2 separate regions of the Homo sapiens genome follow, and region 2 is linked to region 1. Evidence: read pairs that join two places in POLR2A ChIA-PET (ENCODE). Cell type or tissue: IMR-90. All regions are shown on one strand. Links, peaks and the distances in the headings refer to the core of each region. The heading gives the core; the rest is flanking DNA. Region 1 has its middle 34 kb from the start of SOCS5. Region 2 overlaps SOCS5 (suppressor of cytokine signaling 5).

Region 1 (2,919 bases), core at 210-2,709:
CTAGTCACTTCCAAGTTTGTCTTTCTCAGGAAAAGGACCAAGGTGTACTCTGAGAGACACTGTCCAGCAGCCCTTGGGCTGGGAACAAAGGAAGGGGAATGGTTTAGGCAAGAACGTTCTCGCCACCTCCTTTTATTCCCACTGCAACATCTCAACCATCCACTTCAGTCCAATGATCGACGCTTATTTGGAAAGGAGAAAGAAAATTCGTCCAGGATACTGTGGGGAGCCTTACAAAAAATGGCAACCTGACTTTCCATATCATTTCCACACCATGGAAGGCCTGGCTGGGAGAAATAAAGGGATGAAAGTTATGGGAGAGAAAGGGGTTAGGAAGAAATTTAGAACTGTCCTCAAACCAAATTTCAAAAAAGGATTGAGGGTTTCACATTTTAAAAACCCATACATTCCTGTAAACTATTGATGGATTTATTGCAAATTATTTTTCTAGGGCAATAAACACTTTGTTAGTATGGGAAAAGTACTGACCTGTTCCTTTACAAAATCTAAACCTTCTCCCTCTCACTTTGTTTCTACTTCTGATTTGTTTCTTCATAGACAAGACAAAAGATTATTTCCCCCAAACTTCTGACCAAGGAAGCACAGATTCCAAGTTAATTGGATCTAAATGAAAGAGAATCTACCGGTTGGGTGCGGTGGCTCATGCCTGTAATCCCAGCACTTTGGGAGGCTGAGGCAGGTGGATCACTTGAGGTCAGGAGTTTGAGACCAGCCTGGCCAACATGGTGAAACCCCGTCTCTACTAAAAATATAAAAATTACCTGGGCATGGTAGTGGGTGCCGGTAATCCCAGCTATTCGGGAGGCTGAAGCAGGAGAATCGCTTGGACCTGGGAGGCGGAGGTTGCAGTGAGCCGAGACTGTGCCACTGCACTCCTGCCTGGGCGACAAAGGGAGACTCCGTCTCAAAAAAAAAAAAGAAAGAAAGAAAGAAAGAAAATCTATGTCTCACATCAGGCTAGTTCTCTCAAATGGCTAGAGTGTGCTGACAATAAATTCCAGAATTATCCAGTACTGTCATCTAAGAGTTGCCTTTGAAGCCTCTAGTATGTTTGGCAAACATACTAGAGCAAACTAGGTGTATGTTTCATGCATCTATTCAAGTCACCCATCTGCCAGCTGCCAGTTGCATTAAGCTCTCCTTGCTTCCTCTTCCAGCCCCATTTCCAGCCACTGCTCACTCCTCCAGGTTCACCACCTAGAACTAGCAAAGTGCAACCTAGAACCAAGTTACAATGCTGCTAGCTACACGTAGGTCTCAGCAGAGGTGAGTGGAGCAAGCCACACTTCTATATATGGCCCTGCTCTTTCACCTTCCCCCCCAACACATGCCACCACCACAAAAGCTATACAAATGTATCAAGATTTGGAGCAATAAGGAGGTCATATTGTTCTACAGTGGACAAATTAAAATTGAGCGGCGAAAGTCCTCTGGCTATTCCACATAGCAAATTTTTTATTCTGCTTTCCCCATCTATGTTCCAGCCACCTGTATCATTCAAACTGCTCCAATCTTCTCCAAGATTCTCTGTTGTATTTTCTCCATTACCTCCAGTATCTACCAATTATTTATGCAGAACAATTGAGCCAACCCTTTGTCTCCTTCCAGATGACCACCTCCCATATCGACAGAGACCTGCAAACTATTACAACAGACAGGTTAGTGTACTCCTTCCCCATGCTGGAAAAAAATCACTTGAAGCACTTGTCCTCTGCAGGACATCTTTGTGCTAGATCTCACTGGCAGATGAAGGCATGTGGCCAGGGTGAGGTGGGGCTGGGGAAGTGATCCAGTGCAGAAGTTGGCCCTGGAAGTGCCAGTGACAGGTAGACAAGCATCTCAAGGTCAATCTCAGCTTTGATTTCATACCAGGTTGAGCCTGAGGTTTCTAATCTGGCAGGCAGAGCATAGCCCAGGGAATTTGAAAGGGAGTCGGAGCTCAGAAAGCCTCTGGGTGGGCAGATACCACAGGGACGGTTGACCTGTGGGCTGCAGGACTCAGCAACCAAGTTTGGGTATAGACCGACACTCCAGTTCAGGAACGAAGACCAACAGCAGTAGAGTCTCCTATCATGGGATCATCATTCAGAGTGGAGCTCTAACCTCAGCAGAGGATTTAGGTGCTAGGCAGAATAATGAGCTGAAATGTCCAACATCAAGGTCAAAGCCTCAGGAGAACATGGAGAATGTAGAAAGAGCTATATATAACTCAGGGCCAATATGCACACCCAGTAGTCACTACAAAGGCCTCAGATCTCCAATTCATTTACCAGCAATAACCCTTGGACAGTAACATAGACACCAGGTGCTTAGGCACCTGGCTGTGGGGCATGACCTGATTCTAAGCCCCACTGGTTGGTGGGTGAGTGGGCTGGGCTAGGCTATTTCTGTCCTGAGCCAGCAGGGCGGGCTCTGTTGGACTAGGGAAGGCAGAGGAAGAAGAAACCATGCAGGGAATGGTAATCTTCAACCATGAAGGATAACATGTTTATTATTAGAATAGCAACTCCCTGGCATCCTGGCCAGGTACCAGCCGGATGTGGTGGAGAAAGCACCAGATTAGGAGTCCAGAAGTCCCTGTTCTAGTCTGGCTTTAGCCAGTAACCAGTTGTGGGTGCCTGAGCATGTATTTTCATTAACTGTTGGGCTTTTGGGCTTCAGTTTCCTCATTTTTGAAATCAGGAGGTTAGATTAAATCACTGGTTTTCAAAATGTGATCCTCAGACTGGCAGCACCAGTGTCACCAGGGAGCATATGGGAAATGTAAATGATCGGGCCCTGCCCCAGACCAACTGAATCAGAAACTCTGGGGGTGGAACCCAGTAACCTGTGCTTTAACATGCCTCTGGGGGTTCTGATCTACAACAAGGTTGGAGACTCAATAGGCTAAATAATTTC
Region 2 (2,919 bases), core at 181-2,680, 82 kb before region 1:
TCTGTGGTCCCAGCGACTCATGAGGCTGAGGTGGGAGGATTGCTGGAACCTGGGAGGCTGAGGCTGCAGTGAGCCAAGTTCGTACCACTGCACTCCAGCCTGGGTGACAGAGTGAGACTGTGTCAAAAAAAAAAAAAAAAGAAAAAGAAAAGAGAAAAGACAATGGAAACATCTTAAAATTAGTCTTTAGCAGGATATTTGAGAAGGGTATCGGGAGAAGTAAAGGCAAATAAGGATAACTTTTAATCACGTAAGAAAACAAATGTAGAGAAGCATGTTGAACAAAATCATCAACTAGAAACTCCAAGTAATACAGCTTAGTTTTGGTTTTACCAATTAGCATGTAACATACAAATTTAGTTTTTAGAAATAGGACAATCAAGAAATCTTTAGTTTATTAACAACTAAAATTAAACCTAACCTATCAAAAGCTCAGAATCTGAAAAGATTTTTTAAATATTCATTTTAACATTTGCTGAGTACCACATGTGGACAATATGACGATAAAGTTCAAGCTCTCAGATGTAAATATTTAAAGCTCTTTCTCTATGCCTATTTACTCTAAATTGACCTTCAATTTAAGCAAACTTTATTTGCTAGACACCAAGGGCATAGCAGCTTAGAAACTGCAAATTAGAAGGGTTGGGGATGTGGTTATAGAGGAGTACTACGTGTAAGTACAATGACCACAGGAAGAGAAGAACAAAGAAACCTTAAAAAGTGTAACAGCCCAGGGCCACAGACTACATGGACACATTATGCAAGACATAAAAAAGGGAACACATGGAGATATAAAACAGATTTAAAAGAGACTAGCCGGGCATAGTGGCTCATGCCTGTAATCTCAGCACTTTGGGAGGCCAAGGCAGACAGACTGCTTGAGCCCAGGAGTTTGAGACCAGCCTGGGCAACAAGGCAAAACCCTGCCTCTATATACAAAAGTTAGCCAGGTATGGTGGTGTGCGCCTGTGGTTCCAGTTACTCTGGAGGCTGAGGTGGGAGGATCACTTGAGCCCAGGAGGTAAAGGCTGCAGTGAGCTGTGACTGCACTATCACACTCCAGCCTGACCAACAGAGCAAAATCCTGTCTCAAAAAAAAGTAAGAGACCACTATGAACAACTGTAAGCAAATAAATTTAAAAACTAAGAAGAAATGACTAGATTTTTAGAAAAACATAAATTACCAAAACTGACTCAAGAAGAAATTAAAAATCAGTAGCCGTTAAAGACTTTGAATCAGTAATTAAAATCTTTGCTCAAGGAAAACACCAGCCCATGCAAACTGTTCTAGGCAGAAGAAACAAATCTGTCTAGCAACCTTGATATGTAATCACTGATGGCCAGAACAAGAGATCAAAAGAGATGCAACAGCCAGCTCAATAAGGCAAAAAAAAAAAAAAAAAAAAAGAAATAAAGTCATGCAAATTGGAAAAGAGAAAATAAAACTCCATTTTCTGATGATGTGATTGTCTACATAGCAAACCCTAAGGAATCTTAAAAAAGAAAGAAAAGTAAACTAAGTGAGTTTAGCAGGGTCACAGGATACAAGATCAACACACAAAGATCAATTACATAACTATATACCGTACTAACAACAAACATGTAGAAACCAAAATTAAAAGAGATGTAACAAAAATATATAACCTTAAAGGAGACAGGCTGATGGGATCTTTTTTTTTTTTTGAGATGGAGTCTCTGTCGCCCAGGCTGGAGTGCAGTGGTGCAATCTCGGCTCACTGCAACCTCTACCTCTCAGGTTCACACCATTCTCCTGCCTCAGCCTCCCGAGTAGCTGGGACTACAGATGTCCGCCACCACGCCTGGCTAATTTTTTGTATTTTTACTAGAGACGGGTTTTCACCGTGTTAGCCAGGATGGTCTCAATCTCCTGACCTTGTAATCCACCCACCTCGGCCTCCCAAAGTGCTGGGATTACAGGCGTGAGCCACCCGGCCCTGATGGAATATTTCTATACTCCAAAGGAGAAGATTCAAATGGCAGGAGAGAAAACATGCTAGATATTCTAGAGTTACCACTGCCTTTGTACTTACTCTGGGGAGTGGTGAATAATAAGAATGTGAGTCTATAGCCTACTTCACAACCATATTGGGCCTATCCCTCTTCTCCATCTCCACTGCCCCCTAACAGGTTCAGTCTTCATCATTTGCATGGATGAATCAGATGCCTAAACAGTCTACCTTTCTCCACCCTCACTCCCTTCTGGAGCATCCTTCATAATATTGATCCCAGGATTTCAAGCATCAGAGAAAAAAAAAAAACTCAAAGGGCTCCGTGTCTGGCTACCTCCTCCACCCTTTAAAAACTGGGAAGAAAAAGTACAGCAAAACAACAGTTAACGGTATTATAATTTAGGAATATTGAGATAATATAGTTGGAATTATGCCATCTGGAGAATGAAGGTGATCAAATGTTTGTTTTTACATATACAGAGACCCTTTCTTTAAAAATGGGAATTCTGACTGGCCGCTCTTCAATCCTTCTAAAGACCAAGACAAAGAAACTCTCAGGAAAAAATTAAATTTCAAATGGTTAAAAAGGTAAATAAACAATCGAAAGAGATTTGTGCAGAGTCTTTCATGGGAAATGTTAAAGAGGATAAACAACCCTCTGTCTCTAGCCAGCCCAGGTAGTCCTTCCTCTACAAGCAACTCAATTAGCTAACCTCAAAGATCTGTGATTTTTCTTTTAATATTAGAATTTTTAAAATAAGCACAGCATTCCACAAATGGAATCCAGTTATTTAAGGTCTAACATAGCACAACAGTTACAACTAATTCTGATCATACTCCTCTCCAATTAAATAAAAGAAAAATCCTAATGTATAATACTGAGTTATTTAAATAGTCTCATACTCCATAGCTAGACATGTTTTTGATCAGGTACAATTTTATGTTCAAT

The links. Peaks named below come from ENCODE experiments on the same cell type or tissue, not always from the same donor. Only the 100,000 strongest peaks of a DNase experiment are listed, where the experiment ranks them.
Region 2: POLR2A ChIA-PET joins it to region 1 with 9 read pairs; 3 of 35 experiments call an interaction of 5 or more read pairs at or near these places.

Annotation. Positions count from the first base shown.
Region 1 is chr2:46,663,376-46,666,294 of GRCh38, reverse strand. No RefSeq gene overlaps it. Among named protein-coding and RNA genes, the nearest start is that of SOCS5, 34 kb to the left of the region's middle. In IMR-90, for the core only: no CTCF peak of the experiment used is centred there; no DNase peak of the experiment used is centred there.
Region 2 is chr2:46,745,411-46,748,329 of GRCh38, reverse strand. All of the region lies in intron 1 of SOCS5 (suppressor of cytokine signaling 5), which reads right to left. Among named protein-coding and RNA genes, the nearest start is that of SOCS5, 48 kb to the right of the region's middle. In IMR-90, for the core only: no CTCF peak of the experiment used is centred there; no DNase peak of the experiment used is centred there; H3K27ac peaks cover 618 bases.